2 separate regions of the Homo sapiens genome follow, and region 1 is linked to region 2. Evidence: read pairs that join two places in POLR2A ChIA-PET (ENCODE). Cell type or tissue: MCF 10A. All regions are shown on one strand. Links, peaks and the distances in the headings refer to the core of each region. The heading gives the core; the rest is flanking DNA. Region 1 overlaps PDGFC (platelet derived growth factor C). Region 2 overlaps PDGFC (platelet derived growth factor C).

The links. ChIA-PET counts read pairs that join two places held together with the same protein. Peaks named below come from ENCODE experiments on the same cell type or tissue, not always from the same donor. Only the 100,000 strongest peaks of a DNase experiment are listed, where the experiment ranks them.
Region 1: POLR2A ChIA-PET joins it to region 2 with 6 read pairs; 2 of 35 experiments call an interaction of 5 or more read pairs at or near these places.

The regions. Positions count from the first base shown.
Region 1 is chr4:156,887,076-156,891,482 of GRCh38, forward strand. The region is part of intron 1 of PDGFC (platelet derived growth factor C); the gene reads right to left. Among named protein-coding and RNA genes, the nearest start is that of PDGFC, 83 kb to the right of the region's middle. In MCF 10A, for the core only: no CTCF peak of the experiment used is centred there; DNase peaks (open chromatin) are centred at 1,886 and 2,716.
Region 2 is chr4:156,796,690-156,801,096 of GRCh38, forward strand. The region is part of intron 3 of PDGFC (platelet derived growth factor C); the gene reads right to left. Among named protein-coding and RNA genes, the nearest start is that of LINC02272, 160 kb to the left of the region's middle. RefSeq lists an enhancer at 751-1,251. In MCF 10A, for the core only: a CTCF peak has its summit at 3,976; no DNase peak of the experiment used is centred there.

The DNA of each region.
Region 1 (4,407 bases), core at 257-4,256, 90 kb after region 2:
TTAACAAAGTTATTTCTAAAAATGAAAAAGAAACATTTCTATATTCAAATATTCTAATGAAGATGATACTTCATTAAGATGTAAAAATGAATCAACATCATTCAGGATGTTATATCATAGCATCACAGCTTACTATAGGTCTAAAAACCTGATTTACATTAACAAATAATTTATAATAATTATCTACATAGATTATTTAAATTCTGTTAACTTGATAAGGAGACTTCCTTTATCTCTGCTGTTTAGTAACAAGGCAGAAAATATACAAAGCTGCTCATTTTAATGTCATCATGCCATTTTCATTTGTAATTTTACATATTTTTGGGGAGTAAGAACTGGTTATGCATGTTTTCATTAAATATGAAAATTAAGAGTCTACCTGAGGTCATATATTTTAACTTTTTCTTAGTAATTGTTTAAGTGACAATGTCACAAAAGTAATCGTATCATTCCAAAAAAGAAATCAATCATTAGCAAAGAAAATGTAGGAGTCCAGGTTGATTGATACCAGGAGAAGAATAATGTATACATTTTTATTCAATATTAAACTAGTAGGAAAAAATAGAAAATTGAAACTTATTCCGTGAATAGTTCAAAAAGCTTTCTAATAGATATCTCCCTTACAAATAATCCACTTTTAAAAAATATTTTATTGTCTTCTGGGTGTAGTGCCACAGGCCTATAACCCCTCACTTTGGGAGGCTGAGGTGGGCCGAACACTTGAGCTCAAGAGTGCAACATGGCGAAAATCTGTCTCTGTGAAAATCTGCAAAAAATACTAGCCAGGAGTGGTGGCATGTGCCTGCAGTCCCAGGTACTTGGGAGGCTGAGGTGGGAGAATCGCTTGAGCCCAGGAGGTTGAGGCTGCAGTGAGCTGAGATCCTGCCACTGCACTCCAGCCTGGGCAACAGAGTGAAACCCCGTCTTAAAAAAAAAAAAAAAAAAGATTGATAAATATAATTCAAACATGGTTATAATGGGCTGTGTACTACAGTTCAAACAGGTCTAAAACATTACAATAAATTTAAATTTATGACAATTACGGAGGTACCCATGGAGAGGTGTCTTGTCAACCGTAGTACTTGTTTTTACAACTGGAGAGTTAAGTAATAAAGATGCAGCCTTGCCCTATTGCTCCAGTTATAAGTTCATGTTTTCTTTATGCACTTATCAGAAACATCATACTCACCCTGGTATTTAGAGAACAATATAAATAAAAACAAAACTTCATATTATGGTGTCATTTAGAGTTACAATTAGCCAACTGGCCACTATACAATGTTCAATAATCAACTTTGTGCACATATTTATACCATCTGAGCAATTACAATTTAATTTAGTTTGATGAAACCATAAGGAAACAAGACCTTTTCTGATTATAAATTCAGACATAAAATTAAATTGGAGATCAAAATATTCTGTAAAGAACATCCCCATCACAGGATGTTTCTTTCTTACTCTATTATCAAGAAATCTTTCTTGAGAAATCTCTCAGTTTAAAAAAGTCAACTAACTGTGTTACTGGTTTCTTTTACCTGTTGCTTTGATTTCCTCTCAAAACACTCAACCTTGCTTAATCTTTGTGTTTTTCTAAAATTCACATCACTTTTTTCTTAGTCTTTCATTTTTTCTCCAATGTCCCTGCCCCTACCCAAACAATCTTGTATATTTACTACTGGTAATTTTTGCATTTTTTACCAATTGGTGTGCAAACCTTCAGTAATTCTCTACACTAAACATTCATAATATGGTGGAGCAGGAAAGGGCACACACAACTCTCACATAATTAGAGAGATTGCTCACCCAAGAAAAACATGCCTATTATTTCAAGTTTCTCAAGATCTGTTAAGAGCTTTGAGTTACTCACTCTTTTGAGGTATTCTAATGTTGTGTAATGATTCATGGTTTGTAACAATTTCTTTGTGAATTGCCCTCAGAATTCTGAGACAACAAACACGTCGTGTGTCTACTACCACGTGCTGAAGAATTCAGACACCATTATTCTGGATGATTACAAATCTCTCATTTTTCACTCAAAGCTATTATCTTCAAAAACCTAGTTTTCTTGCCCAGACAGAGGCCTACCTTCTTCTCAGCCATGATTTCTTAACACTATGCACATTATTATTTTTTTCTCATGTTTTCTTCTACTCAAATACCCAGTGGTGATTACAAAATCTCACATACAGGTCTGATATTTTCCCTGAACATTATACCTTTCTATTAATACCAACTTAATTCATATCACATTTTATACTTTCTAGGATACATACAAAAATAAGATGTCACGTAATCTTCATATTAATAATTTCCCAAGGTTAATGAAAAAGAACAGAAATTATTGCCATGACACATGCAGGAAAACTTTGAATTAGTACAGTTAAAATATTTGGCCAAGAATTAAAACTGGGATTCCAATTTGGGTCACCTTCAAGGTTAGTGCTCTTAATTGCCATACTGCGTTTCTTAACATTCTTCATGTCTATGATGACAATACTGTAAGTAGGAGTTCACATACAAAACTTGAACCTTTTTGTCATGGGTATTAAGCTCTTAGATCAACAGAACTCCACTCCACACAATTCTACAAAGTGTAATGGAACAGTTTAATACAGCAAACTCCAAAACTAAAAGGAGATCTGAAGCTAACAGGCATTGTTTTGGTTTTGGTTTTTTTTCTAATCTTGTCGGTTGCCCAATCTCCAACAGCAGCCAACTGGTTTCCTCCATGAATGGAATCTAGTGCATGTTACGTCTAAATGGTAACCCTGCAAGTCTTATTTGTAAAAGTTTAGTCATAGCTAAAGCTGCATGCATAGTGAATAAAAAAATGTTGAATGGTCCAAGTGTTGGTTTATTGGGGGGAAAGCTATGTGGTAACTTATTTGATTGACTCATTGACGATTATTTTTTAACTCTTTTACTTATTTATAAGTAAGCAGCTCCTCTGAGTTAATACATGCTATCATCCAGGTTAATATGTATTAAATATCTACACCTTGTTAGTTCATGAGGTTACAGAAAGGGAGGGCACTGGTCTGGAACCTACATGTGTCAAGTGAGGTGACTGTATCATATGGGAAGGGGGTATAAACTTGAAGCAGTAATCCATGGAGTGGCATAGAAAAGCAGCCAGGGATGTAATCAGAAAGGAAGAGATGCCTGAGCATTCATCCAGAAAGTGGCAAGCAGAATGGCAGGGATTTGTCCACTGCAAAAAAACAGCATGTTCCTTCTTTAGCTTTGAGGTCTTGTGAGTCTGAAAATGAGGATCCGCCCCCTGCACCCATCATTCCAGCTGAGTCAAATTACTGTGTACCTCCTCATGCCAGGCTATGCTGCTTCAGCACTTGGCACGCGCTGCCGTCTCTGTTTCGAATGCCCTTTCCCACCTAACTCATTCCTCCCACCCTTCCATACTTAGACAAGTCTGAGCTTTTCTGACCAGTCTTTCCTGAACAGTCCTCCATCCCATCATCACCTTAACTACTGAGAGTGAAAGCTTCTTCCTACCCAGGCTACCGGGGTTCATGCACCCTCTTTGGTTGGTTTACTTATCTGTCACTAAACTGAGATCTCTTTAAAGCAGGAACAAGATCTCTTTTTACCTAACTCATAACACAGGGTAAACAGACAACAAATGTGCTGACTAAAATGCTAATATAAAAAATCCCTTAGTGAAATGTGCAATGTTACATGTGAATATTGGTAAGGCAACATAATAGCAAATATAAATTTAAAGAATATCTTTTAAAAAGGTAACATTCCCTAAGAGTATTATTTCAAAGTTTAAATTTTTCTGTAGGTAACCATGTATGTATCCATTTGGTAATATGTGTATATGTGTGTGTGTGTATATACATTCACGTGTCCCTTAAGGATGGGATATGTTATAGTAAATGCACCACTAGGCAATTTTGTTGTTGTGTGAACATCATACAGGTCATAAAACCTTTATGTAAAAGCCTTCTACACACCTGCACTATTATGGTATAGCCTATTGCTTTTTGGCTACAAACCTGTACAGCATGTTACTAAACTAAATACTGTAGGCAACTGTAATACAAAGGTAAGTATTTATGTAATTAAACACATCTAAACATAAAAAAAAGGAAAAATGCGTGAACCCGGGAGGCGGAGCTTGCAGTGAGCCGAGATCCCGCCACTGCACTCCAGCCTGGGCGACAGAGCGAGACTCCGTCTCAAAAAAAAAAAAAAAAAAAAAAAAAAAAAAAAAAAAAAAAAAAAAAGGAAAAATACAGTGTTATTATCCTATGGGACCATCTTCATATGTATATGCAGTTTGTTGTTGACCAAAATGTTGTTTTGCAGCATGTGCCTCTACACGCACAAGATTTTTGGTAAAAATGTGAACTAAATTTAATTTACAAAGTGTTTCAGGAGATT
Region 2 (4,407 bases), core at 314-4,313:
TAGGCAAAATGGTGATGATTTAGCATAGAGTTACTGAAAAGAATAAATGAGATGACTTACAGCAGGAACCCAATATAATAGTAAGTATTCGAGAAATGATGCATACTATCATTATTACTATGGATAGGCTGTTGGTTTTTTAAATCAACTTAATATAAACTTATAGAAAATTACATATAACTCTAAGTCAAATGAATGCTTACTTTAAGCAAAGTCACAATTTGCTACAACCTTGCAAGACAAAGAAGAAAGTATTAAAAGAAAAATGCCAGGTGTGGTGGCTCACGCCTGTAATCCCAGCACTTTGAGAGGCCGAGCAGAGCGGATCATGAGGTGAGGAGATTGAGACCATCTTGGCTAACACGGTGAAACCCCATCTCTACTAAAAATACGAAAAGATTAGCTAGGAGTGGTGGCGGCTGCCTGTAGTCCCAGCTACTTGGGAGGCTGAGGCAGGAGAATGGCATGAACCTGGGAGGCAGAGCTTACAGTGAGCAGAGATCGCGCCACTGCACTCCACCCTGTGCGACAGAGCGACAATCAGTCTAAAAAAAAAAAAGAAAAAAAAAAGAAAAACTTCAGACAATTAAATTTAACAGAGCTTAATTGAGCAAAAAAATACTTGTGAATTAAGGAGCACACTCACCCCTCGCCCACACCCCACTTCAACCAGAATAGGTTCAGAGCAACTCCAGCACTGTCAGGTGATCTGACAGAATTTAAAGACAGAAAAAGGAAAGTGATACGCAAAAAACAGAAGTGAGGTACAGAAACAGCTGGATTGGTCACAGCTCTGCATTTGAACATGGTTTAAAGTTCCAGGGATGTCAAATCTTTTGGCTTCCCTGTCCCACACTGGAAGAAGAAGAACTTTCTTGGGCCACACATTAAATACAATAAACACCAACGATAGCTGATGAGCTACAATAATGAAATAAAGTAAAATCACAAAAATAAAATCTCATAATGTTTTAAGGAAGTTTCCAAGTTTGTGTTAGACGGCATTGAAAGCCGTCCTGGGCCACATGGGGCCCGCGAGCCATGGGTTGGACAAGCTTGGAGTTGGTCACCTGCGAGCGGTTGAAGTACGGCTGCTGTGATTGGCTGAGACTGGGCTACTCCTTACAAGAGTAGATTACAGTCTGTTTACACATCTAGTTAGGTTACAGTTCATTATGTAAGAAGAAACCTTTAGACCGACATTAAAATACTTGAGGAGACCAGGCGCGGTGCCTCACGCCAGTAATTCTAGCATTTAGGGAGGCCCAGGTGGGTGGATCACTTGAGGTCAGGAATTCGAGACCAGCCCGGCCAACATGGTAAAACCCTGTCTCTACCAAAAATACAAAAAAATTAGCCAGGCATGGTGGCGGGCGCCTGTAATCCCGGCTACTCGGGAGGCTGAGGCAGGAGAATCACTTGAACACGGGAGGCGAAGGTTGCAGTGAGCCGAGATTGCAACACTGCACTCCAGCTTGGGCGACAGAGCGAGACTCCGTCACAAAAACAAAACAAAACAAAACAAAAACAAAACAACAACAACAAAAACCTTAAAGAGGCAGCTTTAGGCTAAACCTCATTTAAGAGAAGTAAAAATCAGATGCAAAGGGCATCACAACAGCAAGGTCTAAGATCACACCAAAAGCCTCTATGACCTTTCAGAGAGTTAAAATCTGCAAATTGCTCAGTGACATGAAATTATGCCATTGCTCTTAATGCCAAATAAAGACTGTAGCAAGGTAGAGGAAACAGTGAATGGCAAGTGAACCTCTTTTACGTAATTGGGAATCCTATTAGAATTCCCCTGACTTTAACACAAAACAAAACACTGTAGGCCTGGGTAGAAGTGAGAGTTCTTCATATTACTTTTATCAGTAATAGGATTAGGATACCACAAAACATCACTCATCATATTCCAAAAAGAAAGGAAAATATTGGTGTCAGAAAGCTTGAGATGGCTTCTCAAGAATCTCATCCAAAGGATGTGTCATATATTTTAATACCTCCTCACTCAGGTATTGAAAGTCAAGTTTTGGCATGCAGTGTTTCTCTGTCTCTCTAACAATTCAGTGCTTGCATATTTCTTTCTCTAAAAAAACTAATTACACTTAATGCTATTTCATTAACTTGTACCCAGCAGAAAAGTGCCCTTTTAAAATTCAACTCTATCAGAATGTTATTCCACTGGAAAAAAAGGCACTTCCTCTTTAGCAATGCTACACAAATTTAAAAACCCAATTTCAGAGGAGGTATTGGAAGCTGCCTGGGCTGATTTGGAGCCTCCTACGTTTATGTCCAATGCCTACCTCAGATTTTATGTTAGAGTCTTAGATAATTGCTACCTCAATGTCTTTCCTATTATTTTCCCATAAAACAAAATTTTTAGTATAAACTTTAGCTTTCTTAAGCAATCTGCCTTGGAAGAACCTAAGATAATTCATGTACTCCTTTAAAGCAAGAGATGACAGCCTTGATCTCTTGCCTGAATAATTACTTGTGGTGAAGAAGCACAAGGAAAGGCATCAGCCAGGTATTTCCATAATGGCTTTTATTCACACTTACACAAAACCTGACTTAACTAGAGTGGTAACATCTATGCAGACACAGGACCTTTGCCCTGGGGCCAAGACACAAAGACATCTTGGAAATTCCCCCCTCAGTTTTCTGAGGCCTTTGGTGGCCTACATGTGGTCACATTGCAAAAAGCCGAAAAAAAAATTGTATTAGTCCTTAGATTTGTGTTTTCTCCTCCAAACTTACTGTAGGAGTGCCTATATTTCAAATACTGTGCACAGATTGCATAATTTCAAACTAAAAATGCTCTGAGTCTTTTGCATACCAGAGTGACACATTCTGAGGTGTTTAATAGAAGACAGCCTATTCACTAGAAATACTTGCTTTCCAATTTTATTCTCCTATTTCTTAGCTAAATTTTAGCCTTACAAGGTTCTATAAGAATACAGTTCTGAAAAATTTGGCACTGACAAGATTGCTAAGATACATCATGGAACTGGGTAATTTTGCTAATATTGATGAAATATGACTGATAAGAAAAATATTGACTGCATTCATATTTTTACTTTTTCTTAGACTCCAGGTGACATTTTTTTAAAAAAGCTTCTTGTTTGGATTTGAATTTTATAGATTACCGTGTGGAGACACTACAGTTTAACCCTCAATATTTATCACCATTGTCACTACTAAAAAAAATTGGTAAATTCTAATTAGTTCACCATTTTTTCAAAGTTACCAAAGTATCCATGACATCATAATCAACAGGAATAGCATACAGGTGTTTTAATAGGAAAACAAAAATGGTCAGAAGAGATCTTAAATTTTTGTTTCTTTCTCAATGATCTTTCTCCTATTTTCCAAACCAGTCAAGAGGCAGTCTGATTTTAAAGAGAACTCTCTTCACTCTATATATGTTGAGTTTTAATCTACAAAATGGTAGTAATATTTCAATATGGGGATTAAATAATATATTTTTTAAAACCACCATAAGGCACACTTATTTTAATCTATGTTCATTCTCTTTTGCCTGACTCAAGTATTTTCAAATTGATACAATTAAGCATTTTCTTTCCAAAAGCTTAAAATATATGAGCCTTTCAAAATTAACATCTTTAGAAATATATAACACTAATCATACTTATCTTTTAGCTTTGTTCTAAGATTATCAGAGGACATAAAAATGGAAAGTTATATACAAAATCAGATTCATGTGATTTCAAAGTAATATTAAGTAAATAAAAATACAATTATATCATCTGAATTAGAGAGATATGTAAAATTTTAAAAGCTCTAGTTTTAATGTTCAAAGCATTTAAATATATTAACAGCATTACTAAAATAGGCAAATTGTTGATTATTTATGAGAATACTGATGAGAGTAGCATTTTCTCAAATGTGTGGATCATATGGTAAGTCATTTGGTGACACTTGCCACGTTATTATGAATGAAGCAGGGTTGGCATCCTAGTGGATACAACTAGACATTACATTAATGTTATAACAGAGTTCAAGACATGCTAAATAGCTCATCAATATTGAAACTGTCTACAAAAATTGTAACTGTGAGAAGATTATGACAGTGAAAGGGCTCTGATTTAATCAACCCTCATCTTGCCTTTAACTTCCAAACTGCCCTTAGTCATTCCTAGACAAAGCTAACTTTGGGAGAAATTTAGTTTACAGCTTAAGTTTTAATACACCTTTCCCCAAACTCAACTGTCACTGTAAAATGAATGAAACACTATGAGGTTAGGAGGATGAGAGAAGCCTGAACTTTGTTAAGGTGTAGAAGTAAAGGATTATGAGCCATTATTCCCAAGGTCAAAATATTTGCAACTTCCCCAGTTACTCTTGCAGATAGCATCACTATTGTAGAACTTAAGATTGGTCTTT